Regions from separate parts of the Homo sapiens genome. Here all the other regions are linked to region 2. Evidence: chromatin contacts called from ENCODE Hi-C or POLR2A ChIA-PET data. All regions are on one chromosome and are shown on one strand. Each heading gives the region's core, a stretch centred on a gene start or an enhancer-like site at or near the end of the contact. The rest is flanking DNA. Distances are from core to core; before and after follow the strand shown.

Region 1 (3,754 bases), core at 679-3,178, 7.3 Mb after region 2:
CATCTCTGTGAAGTCCTTGAGGAAAAAGCATTCACTCAGGAGGCAGGCAAGGTAAATAAACAGTGTTTTCCTAGCTGGTACTCAGAAACTCTCCCATAGAGGTCTGCAAATGAGCTAGGAAGGGTGCTATGAAGAACTCCCTTTGTCTAAATTAGGTTACATTCAATGGCTGAAAATCAAATCAGACAGAAAGCATATAAAGCCAGCTTTACCATTTCCATTTCCAATCTCCAAAAATATGTATATTCAAGCAAAGAGTAATGTAGACTACTGCAGACAGAATGGCCAGACAGGGCTTGAAATTCTGCATCAATGCTTACGGCAACCATGGCCTAGACCTGAGTATGCAGTTTGGGTTGATATCCTTGTTTGGATCATCAAGGTCAAATGATGTCCTTAAGGACATAGCGGGCAAATTTACAAGCACCACTGGATTATCATACACAGCACATGAATTTTTCTCTTTCATCTCTGTGACTCTTTCTAATATGTCATAGTAAATATCTAGATCTTCTGAATGGGTATAGGTGGCAGCTTGGAAAATAAGGTTAAAACAACATTGAGAGAATTATGAGGGTTTCTGACAGAATGCAGGGAGAATCGAAGTTGGTGAGATGTTTCCAAAATATTGCAATATTCATTTTCCTACCATTAAAAAAAATCTTTGCCACCTCTCGTTTTGGATTATACGTCTCTTTCCCCATTAGAGAGAGAACACCTGAGGGCAGGGACTTTCTTATGCCTTTGTATCCTCATAACTTAGCAGGGATGGAACCTACAGTATATGCCAATTCGTGTTTTTTAAGTGCATAAATAATTTAGCTAGCTATTGAACAGAAAAAAAGGTACTACAGATACATCCTTGAGAAGCATATAGCCTCGCAAGGAGAGGGTTCCGACCTATATGGCACAATGAAGCCACAGTAAATGTTGCACAGGATTGAGTGGCAAATCGTGTATTACAGAGTATGAAAACTATAAAAACTTGTAGTAGGAACAAATTAACGTACTGTAGACCATTTGGAGGTGAGGTATGATCAAGGTAGGATTTGTCTAAGCCTCTGAGGATATTTATAATCTGGACAGAATTCTTGCTAGAAAAAACAGCCTGCGAGATGCAGAGGTGGATTCTGACATAGATTCCTTAAGCCCCAAGGACAAGCAAGGTTTCTTTTGCCCAAGGTTCAGAATCATTGGTTTGGTGGGGTGGACTGGGCTTTTTCAGTGCCTTCGCTTTGCTTTTTAAATATTGATGAATCAGTATTGTGGTTACCTGGCATACGACAAAAGAGGCAGCTTTCAGTCACTTCCACGGCTTCAGTTGGTGAGCTTTTCGCCTCCTTGCCTGGTGTCCTCATTTCTTTTTTTTTTTTTTTCTTTTTTACCCTTATCTTATTTGTTATTTTTTTTTCTGGGTTCTCCATTTCTTGTCACTGCCCTGAGCCCTGGGTTTGTCTTAGCAGTTTGGACTATCTACAGGTTAAGATCAGAGGTGCCTTTTCTCTGTGAGTACGAGTGGGGCTGCAGTAGAAGCGGGGGAGAGCTTGCGGAACCCCAAGCTCTCTGCTTCATGCTACTGCATTTTTCTTTACTAGGTTCTGTTGAGTCGGGAAGCAGATCAAGGTCAAGTTAGTCCTCACCCTTCCTAACGCGTTTTCTAAGGTTCTTCTGCATACTTAAAAAAGTTCGGGACCTAAGTAGTTACCGGGACCCCAAGAGCTACGAGGTTTAGGCCTGCCTTCTTCAAGGCGCGCCGGGTTCCGGGTAAAAAGAGCCGGGAAAGGGTGGCTGCTCGGTGCGCATGCTCCGAGGGCTCGGCCCAGGAAGGCACCTCCACTTCGCTCCCTAGAGACTGGGCCCGCCTCCTCCCCAGAGACTGGGCCCGCCTCCTCCCCAGGCTTCCGGGCGGAGAGAAGTGGGCGGAGTCAGGGCCGGAAGCACCGGGGCGAGCGTCTAATCCCTAATACCCAATTTTGGTGGCGTGCACCTGGCAAACTGATGATTGTGTGGGACGTCTAATCTCTAGTCGCTCACCCCTCTACTTTACCACAGAGCTAGAAATCGATTTGAGGAAATCTGGTATCAATGAGCGGGCGGGGAGACAACCCCACCCCTAATTTCCCTGTTTACGGAAGTTCTTTCCCGGCCTCCTCAGACTGGTGTCGGCTTCCTTTTTCTCCACACTTCTAGCTACCTTGTTTTTATCGTTTTCGGCACCTGCCCTTCCCCAGCGCCCCCACCACCCCGAGCACTATGTATGATCGGGCTCCCCGCCTGCTCAAATTGGCTGAAGGTGGCAGCACTGAGGCCCATGTGGGTCCTGGATCCTACCAGGTACCTTTCCTGAAGCAGCAGGCGACAGGTAAGATGTAGGAAGAGGCAGAGCTCCTGTGACAGGCATCCTATCTTCAGCCTGCTCCGCTTCTGCGTGCTTGTGAGTTAAACATAGAGCGGAATAGTACCATTTTGTAAACATAACAAAACATGAAGTAGGCAGGGAAAACACTATACTTTTATTTTACAGATGAGACTGATAGTATCACTTGTCCCATTTCAAAAGGCTGGTGAGCATATGGCTAGGACTTTTGATTCCGCAATAGTTGTCTACATCCTACTTTTGATTGTGCAGTTTAGGTCTAGGATTTTGATTTCCTGGCTGTGTTGACATAATATATGAGTCTCCAAATCCTGTGCCCTTACCTCCCGCTGTCTCGTTGCTTTGTAATCCTGCCTGCCTCACATCTTTCCTCCCATTAACCAGAGACATTTATTTATTAAGATGTAGCTTATATTTCTATTTTGCAGTATTATTTAAAGATAGTTCCGTTTTTTTTTCAGACAGATTTTTCTGACCGTCCTCATCTCTTTTAACACACTTCAGGGGAGCCCCTTTTCTCCACATTCTGTAAAGAAAAATTATATTTTTGACCAGTGGAGTGGGGATGGATAATTTAAATAATATTTGCTCTCCTCGTTTGTTTGCAGTTAGTGACTTAGTCAAAAATAAATACATCAATTTTGCTTTCTACTTTTTCTATTCTGGTGATTTTCTGGAGCTTAATACCGTCCAAATGATAGTTTTTCTTAACCTACATTTTCCCCATACCTACACTATGTATTTTCAAGCAAATGCCAGGATCCATTATTCTGTTACATAACTGATCAGATAAGGGAAGGTTTAGGTTTCTTGGGGTGGAGTACAAATTTGACTTCTGTCAGTGTTTCACATGTTGAATTGTACTGCTTCACAGTATCTGGTATCACTATTCTTGCAGCTTATTCTATCTTTATTTTAATGGAGTTGGGCATTATAAGCATTAATTCCCCTAACAATGGCTAACAATGACCCCCTGTGACACTTTGCAATCCTTAATTTTGACATAACTGACCACTTTATTCTTGGAAACACTTCTTTCCAAAATGTAACATCATTTCCTCCTGTTTTTTTTTTTTTTTTTTTTCCCAACTACTGTCTTGGAAGAGTGTCTGGGAACATGATTGGGACCTAATAAACATTTGTTAAATGCCGAATCAGGGCATCATCTTCTCCCCCTCTCCAAGCAGTCCTTCATGGCCTTCTTTAAATGTTTTTATGTTTCTTGTTGATGAAAAGAGTCAAACTCTGTAAAATATTTTAAGAGATTTATTCCGAGCCAAATATGAGTGACCATGGCCTGTGACACAGCCCTCAGGAGGTCCTGAGAACATGTGCCCAAGGTGGTTGGGGTACAGCTTGGCTTTATGTATTTCAGGG
Region 2 (3,769 bases), core at 1-2,500:
TTATGGGAGCATTTGCCTTATAGTTATGCCTATTCAAGTTGACACATTACAAAGGTACCACTGTTGACAAAAACATTTTAGGATCTATAATCTTAGTAGAGTGTCTCTAAGTAGCTAGTCACAATATCTCCTAGGAATCCTTTCTGGAACTTGGGTAGACCAGTATCTCAATTTTAATGATCACACGATAATTGGAGATGCTGAAAGAACCTGGGTGCCCAGTAGGAAAGTAGCCTAGATGATGATAGTCCCAAAGAAGATGGACTAGAAAAAAATAAAATGACACGTGGCAGACTACTGGTTGTTCTACAATATCCATTCTCCTGGATACTGGCCCAAACCATCCTCCTATCTCAGCCTCCCAAGTAGCTGGAACTACAGGCGTGTGTGCCACCCCGCCTGGCCGATGCGCGGTGGCTCACGCCTGTAATCCCAGGACTTTGGGAGGCCAACGCAGGCGGATCAATGGAGGTCGGGAGTTCGAGACCAGTCTGACCAACATGGGGAAACTGTCTCTACTAAAAATACAAAAATTAGCTAGGCGTCGTGACGCATGCCTGTAATCCCAGTTACTCAGGAGGCTAAGGCAGGAGAATAGCTTGAACCCAGGAGGCGGAGGTTGCAGTGAGCCGAGATTGTACCATTGCATTCCAGCCCAGGCAACAGTGTGAGACTCCGTCTCAAAAACAAAACAACAACAAAAAATAATAAAATAAAAGAAAGAATAAATAATCTCTACTGGGTTAGGAAATGGCCTTATGGAGAAGATGGCATTTGAGTAAGCTACTTAGGGTTTTTTGCTCTGTAAGTCGGTGTCAACGTCCCGTTTTCACGTGGTGGCCTGATCATTTTGTCTTATAGTGATGTCTTTGCGTGCATGTGCGCTCATCTCCTATATTGGACAGGGTCTAGAGCAGTTCCTGGCACAGAGTAATCACTCAATATTACATCACTATACTAAAAAATCATGATAGTAATTCTTGACGGGATAAATGAAGGCATGAATAAATGTATGAATTAACGAGTGGCAGTGAGCTCTTCAGGGGTGGTGGGTCTTGTCTCACTCGTCTTTGAGCTGCGGCCTCGCTGAGGGCATAGTGCGCACAACTGGCTGGTGTTCCAGATTCCACTGGCAGGGACCAGGATCGCAGCCCGAGCGCCGGGGCGGGAGGGATGACTCCGGACGGTAGGGGGCACCGGCGTGCGGCCCGGCCGAGCCCCCAGGTAGCTCCGCGCGCACAGCAGGACCGTCATTGACGCCATGAGCGCGCTGCTGCGGCTGCTGCGCACGGGTGCCCCAGCCGCTGCGTGCCTGCGGTTGGGGACCAGTGCAGGGACCGGGTCGCGCCGTGCTATGGCCCTGTACCACACTGAGGAGCGCGGCCAGCCCTGCTCGCAGAATTACCGCCTCTTCTTTAGTAAGTAGCTCCCGGAGGTTCGCCGAGCGGCGCACCGGAGAAACCTGGGTGGGGGATGGAATGGGGGACACTTGGGACGCCCCGCGCGGTCTCCCTTCTCTCTTTTTGGGGCCCTCAGCGGTAGCCGCGCGGTCCAGGCCACCTTACTTCCCGCGGGAGCGCGCACCGAGTCACGAGAACTGCCAGCGAGGAGGCGGCGGATCAAGACCCCAAAGCGGAGAGCAGAGGCGCAGGGCTGCCGGCTGGGGGGTAGATAGCGCCCTGTGCCCTGCCAGCCGCCCTCCCCGAGGGGTAGGCAGAGTGCAAGCGGCCACCCCGCGGCGGCCTGCAGCCATTAGCCGGCCCGGCCGCCGTTCCCGGTTCACACAACTCAGTGAGGAAGGGAAGGCAGAGCCCGCCCACACGCCGGCCTTCCTAGAGGCGTAAGAAACCTCCTACTGCGGGAGCTCCCTGACGTCGGAGAGGCAGGCGGAACTTTGCGGATGCCTAATCCAGCGCGTCTTCTTTTTTTGGAGGGACTCTGATGAAGGTTCTTTCCCCAGAAGCTTGACTTGGTACGCACAAGTTTACACCCTGAGTGTGATCCACCATCCAAAGCCTCGTTGGTTCCGGAGCAGCCCCTTTTCCTCCCCAAGCTGAACAAGCCCAGAAGGCTAAGCGACTTCGGGGGGGTCCCTGAGTTGCCGAGCTCAGAGAAAGGACCCAGGTCTTCGTGACTCATTGTTCCGTGTACCCCATTGTTTCACTGTGTACGTTAACCGTAACAGAAAATAGCGATGTCGGTCGCTTGCCTTCACTCCCCACTGACTGCAGAGCCTTGGAGTGGTAGTATCAAAGTGGGCCTTGCATTATCGCTCCCCTTTTCGGAGCACTGGCTCTGGAGGCTTTCAGTTCTAAGCAGGCCCTCGAGTTCTTCACGTCTTAACTCTGTGACCCCGGACGAGTTTAAGTTGCTAAGCCTTGTTTTTTCTCATCCGTAAAATAGGGCTGCAAGTATTACATGACATTATATATGTAAACTGATTAGTCACAGGGCCTAAAATATAAATTACTATTGTTAATACCGATAATCATTATAGATATTTGTAATTTATGAGAGATTTGCAGTTATGCTACATGAGTTTAGGGTCGAGGATTATTTTGTGGGAAAGAAGAGTTTGCCTAAAGTCGTGTGATTATAATGCAACTAGTACTAGAATTTCTATTTTCTTCAAAATTGGTTGCAGTTTTCACCCTATGCCACATATTTTCTTCTATCTTTGGTTAAGACTGATCAGGTGAACAGGAAGTCTCAAATTTCTGAATGGATTATGTTCTAAAAGGTTACCATGTGATGATTAATGGGAATAGTCAGAAAAAATTATGAAGTGGCAGTTCGCTTTTTAAGCAGATTGAAAAAAGGCCTGTCTACTGCAAGTATTCTAGATTTGCAATAAGTACGGTAATTAATAGATACCCAAATAATAAATATTTATGAAGTGTGCTAGACACTGTTAGGCATAGTACAGAGATTCACAATATTACTATAATTATGGAAAAAGTAAATACACTGGTTGAGCAAAAACAGGCTTGAGAAGCCAGGAGCGCACAGAGTAGTTGACCCAGTACCGGATTTGGAATGGGGAGTCCTAGGCCATAATCTTGGCTCTGCCGTTAACTCGCTGTGTGCTGTTGGGTGGGTGGTTACTTCAGTTCTTTCTCACAGAGCCAGTTTCTTCAGCTGTAAAATGAAGCTTTTGACCTTGAAACGATGATCCTCAAGGTCCTTCTCAGCACTGGTATTCCCTGAAGGCATTGGATGAATAACGGAGATTCTAACAGTCTCTGTTAAGACAGGATGTCGAATGGGGGCATTTTTGGGAGTATGTTGGCCTCTTATTGTTGGTTTGTTTCTTTAGCTGCAAATGTACTTAGGACTCATGATTTTTCTGTAACTAGAGTGCCACAAATAAAATACGTTTTTCATTCAGTTGGATAAACAGGGCAGGAAAGAAGAAAACCCGATTTTACTAAGGTAAATGGGCAAAAACTGGAAGAAAGGGGAGTGTGGTTTTGGAGAGGGTCCCGATGGTAAGATCCTGATTGGAAGGTGTGTTGGTTAAACAATTTCTGAACTAACCGCCAGATGGCATCACTGGCCAGGACTGTTTACTACCTGCTAGAAGGGGTAGGGCAAAGTGAAACGAAGCCACTCTAGGGCGAATGGGGTAAGGGGAAAGCAACGAATAAATTGCCCTTTATAAAGATGATCACAGATTGGATATTTATTACTCAGTGTGTCTGTATGCAGTACTAGGGTGGACTAATGTCTCACTTCAAAAAAAATATGAGTGTAGTATACTTGGCCTAAA
Region 3 (3,747 bases), core at 1,145-3,644, 7.2 Mb after region 2:
TGTTCAGATGAAGACTATATCTTCAGGTTCAAAAGTTGAAAATAATAGGTGGCTTTAAGTTCAACAATTTGCCAAAGATTTACTGAATTTCTATTTGAAAAGCACTGTGGGGAACACAAAAAATAATAAGACACTTTTCATCTTCTGGGACTCATGATTAAATGCACAGCACACACATAAACAACTTTATTATATGGTAGATTACGTAAGTGCTAAAAAGCTTCTAACAAGGTACAAACAGTGCTTATGAAGAGACAGATTAACCAAAGAGTATCAGAGATGGCTTCAAAATGAGAGATAGGTTTCTATTTGGCCCTTTTTAAAAATCAAGCAATAGCACTCAAGATTTTGAAGATTATTTTTAAGTAGATAATTTCTTTTAGGTATTTTTATTCACCAGTGTTGTAACGGAATTGGATTTTTTCCACTGAAAAAGTACGGATTTAACATGTAAGCTAAAATGTTAAATGGATTGTTTAAGGCTCACCTGGAAACATGGGAAAATATATTTTGCAAGCCAAACTTGAACTTACAGTCCAATATCAGATAGGGTTATTGGACATACTGTATATTTCCTTTGAACATACACACACTTATCTGTGTATGTATGTTCAAAGGAATTTTATTTCAAAGTGTATTTTATCTGTGTATGTTCAAAGGGAACACACATAAACGTGTGTATGTTCGACGGAAATATACAGCTTGTCCAATAATCTGATATAATACCTATTTAAAAATCTACTTTAAGAGAAAGGCAGACACGCATAAATGGGCCACCCAATTTTTACAGAAATTTGTTCAGCATATCGAGTACTCACGTTAAAAAGAAAAAACAACTGAAAATAAAATTCAGAGCCCTAGACCTTTTTTGATTCATACCACCTCCTCCGTCAACCCTGGCCTCTTCCAGATATATGGCCAAAGGTCGGGATCAAAGCCTGAAGCATTTGCTGTTCCAGAAAACTCTATGGACACCATTCCCAGGTTTAGATACTTCTTGAAGATTCTGAGTTGCACCACCTAACTCTGAACGTGTTGAGCACTGTATTAACAGATGAAAGGACCACATTCATCTCAAGCTTTAAATAACTCGCACAGAAGGGGTGGGAAAAGTCCCAGCTGACAGATGCCAAGGGAGCAAATTTTAAAAAGAGGAAATTATGACAGACAGGAGTGGAAGCAAACTGGGGAACTTAGTACAAGTCGCTACTATTAAAAGAAACTTTGAGCTCTTAATTACATGACAGCATTCATCAGACGTTTCTGTGATTACTGAATGTAACAGTTAAGCAATAGATGATGTAAAAAAATTAGGTCAAATGTATATATCGTTTTATAAAACATATTTGCTCTTAAATCTCTCATCCAAACCAATCTCTTCAGATTAACTATAAATACAAAGGAACTAAAATCAGATTATGCAGATTAGACAGGAGGAAGCTGGGAAAGAATAACTACCATGTAAGTTCGGTAACAACGTTACAGGGCGCAGTTTCCTGCTACAGAAGACGGACGAAGGAATCCAGAAAATAGGCTGGGCACGGGAATATTGCACACTGTAGTCACCCAGCACTAATTCAACAGCTAGCGGCTCTATCCTGCCTCACGTTCCTCGTGGCCTCTGACAAGTCATCCTTTCAACCTATGAGGCTGTCCGCTCTCCCCCTTGGAAAATAATTTCCGTGCAGGTTGTAAGATCTCCCTCACAAACTACTTGCTTCCACTTCCCCGCCCGGGATGAGGAGTCTCCACGACGGGGAAAGGTCGCACTGACAGAGAAGGAAGTTACACGAAGTGGTAGTGGTCGGACCCGAGCCTCGAGCTCAGTACACGCGGGGGAAAAGGAAGCGGGCGGCCTCTGGAGAAACGGGGATGGAGCTGCAGATGCGAGCCCGCGAGGCAGGCTCCGTGGTGCCCGGGCACCGGCAGGAAGAATGGAGGAGGGGAGGCGAGGCTGCGAGGTGCCGGGGAGCCGGGCGGCGGTCCGGCCCGCGGCCGACCCCACCCCAGCCCGCGCTCGGGACCCTCCCAGCCCCGGCACCCGGCGTGCGTTCCGCGTGCGCCGACTCTCCCCGGAGGAACAGCCACCGTCTCACACCCGGGGACTGGAGAAATCCGGCAACTTTGCGCGAGAAATGCTTCCCACCCTGCAGCACGCCGAGAAAGAAAAAAATGTCAGGCGATGACGGCGGAGGAAGGATGACTTACCCATGTTGCTCCCCGAGGGTGAGGAACCGGCGGGGCGAGGCGAAGGTCTGTGGTGCGGGCGGCGCGGCTCTGTGTCCTCCCTCTACCTCCGTCTCTCCCGCAGCCAGGGAGGGACCCGCGGGGGGCGGCCGCCGGGGAGGAGCAGCTGGTGCTGCTGCAGGCGGCGCGGCCGCGGCGGGGACGAGCGGCGGGGGGCGGGGCGGGGCGGGGCGGGGCGGGACTGGCGGGCGCAGCCTGCGGCGGGCGCGGCTCCGAGCGGGCGGGCGGCGGAGGCGCGGGAGCCGGCCTGAAGAGCTCCGGCCCCGACTCGCAGCCCACGAGCGCCCCGCCCTCCCCACCGAGCATGCTCAGTGCCTTTTCCACCCCTCCCTCTGTGGCGAGCGAGGCTAAGCGTGCGGGTGGGCGTGTGTTTGCAGACCGGCTGCAGCCGCGGCAGAGGATCTTCATGGCGGCCGCCTGAGAGGCGGAGGGCGGGCCCGGAGAAAACAGGGAATGGGGATATTGAGCCCGATCTGCTAGCAGAGGACTCACCGCTGCCTTGCTTTCCCACCCTGACCCACCAACCCCTCACCCGGAACCCGGGCTTGCCTTCTTTACGGGACGACCGGGCCGCACAGGCCGGAATTAACCGGAGAAGAGGCTGGGCCGCCGCAGAGCCGGGAGGGGTGGTGGGAAGCCAGAGCTGACGAAGTTGGAAAGGACGTGTAGGCGACTAGGCCTGCGCCTCTTGGGGACACCTGAGGACGCCCGCTGGGCAGCTGGCTGAGGAGGGGCCGCCGGGAGGGCGCTCGATAGCAGGCGTGTCATTGGGACACTTAAGGCTGCTCTAGCTGTGGCCAGCTTAGAAACAAAGGTCCCGGCAGCGAGGAGAGCGCCCGCCCCAGGATTTCCTCGAAGAGTGTGTCGTTCTCCCTCCCGGAGGAGCGCGGCCTTCCGTTCCCCGGAGGGCTCTGGAAAGGCCCTTTAACCGGGGTGCCGTCGGGCTCCATCCTGCTGTGAAAGCGGGAGGAACTACGTTCCCCAGGCTTGAAAATAAGCGTCCTGCTGGGTTGGCTGCGGCACTGCCAAAGCTAACCCGGCGGAGGTCCTTTGATCCCGGGGCCACCGCCCGCTCCCACCACCACCTCGGCCTCGGGGAGAACCTGAGCAGGGCTCTCCCACTGAGGGCGTCCTCCCGACTGGGCATGCACGTGAGGCCGGGGCTGGCTTCGGTCCTCTTCCCTGGGGTAGGAGGCTGGAGGAAACCGATTTCTCTGCACCCTAATCTTGCCCTGGCTCCTCCTGAGTGGGGTGAGGAATCTGGTCGCTCTCCAAGGCTACAGCGACCGGAGTCCTTCAGGGGACACTGTGCAGTCAGCAGTACAACCTGTTGGAGAAAGATGGCTGAATCGAGGTGTCTTTCCCCTGTCAACTTTCACTCGGTCAATCCAATGTTGAGAAAGGGCTTTTTTTGTTTGTTTGTTAATTAGTCGCCTATTCTCACAGTCATCAGTTTCTGCTTGGTGACTAGTATTTCGAGCACACAAATCAGAAGCGACC

Evidence for each region. Hi-C counts contacts between places; a loop is a spot of excess contacts on that map. ChIA-PET counts read pairs that join two places held with the same protein, here RNA polymerase II (POLR2A). Pooled maps may share reads with other maps.
Region 1: a map of CD8-positive, alpha-beta T cell shows a loop between it and region 2 (16-fold over the local background). The contact joins the promoter of STPG2 here to the promoter of PPA2 in region 2. A Hi-C loop is called at or near these places in 2 of 168 maps with a recorded cell type or tissue (CD8-positive, alpha-beta T cell and naive thymus-derived CD4-positive, alpha-beta T cell) and 4 of 50 pooled maps.
Region 3: a map of naive thymus-derived CD4-positive, alpha-beta T cell shows a loop between it and region 2 (14-fold over the local background). The contact joins the promoter of RAP1GDS1 here to the promoter of PPA2 in region 2. A Hi-C loop is called at or near these places in 1 of 168 maps with a recorded cell type or tissue (naive thymus-derived CD4-positive, alpha-beta T cell) and 2 of 50 pooled maps. POLR2A ChIA-PET finds 5 or more read pairs at or near these places in 1 of 52 experiments (activated CD4-positive, alpha-beta T cell).

The regions. Positions count from the first base shown.
Region 1 is chr4:98,141,650-98,145,403 of GRCh38, reverse strand. STPG2 (sperm tail PG-rich repeat containing 2) reads left to right here and starts at 1,928. Exons shown (of 11, transcript NM_174952.3): 1 at 1,928-2,362. The coding sequence starts at 2,254. RefSeq lists an enhancer at 2,102-2,201.
Region 2 is chr4:105,471,543-105,475,311 of GRCh38, reverse strand. It overlaps PPA2 (inorganic pyrophosphatase 2), which reads left to right and starts at 1,250. Exons shown (of 12, transcript NM_176869.3): 1 at 1,250-1,418. The coding sequence starts at 1,262. RefSeq lists a silencer at 1,060-1,269 and enhancers at 1,490-1,609, 1,900-2,069.
Region 3 is chr4:98,260,031-98,263,777 of GRCh38, reverse strand. RAP1GDS1 (Rap1 GTPase-GDP dissociation stimulator 1) reads right to left here and starts at 2,394. Exons shown (of 15, transcript NM_001100427.2): 1 at 2,209-2,394. The coding sequence starts at 2,212. RefSeq lists silencers at 2,104-2,173, 2,274-2,573 and enhancers at 2,540-3,102, 2,854-3,153.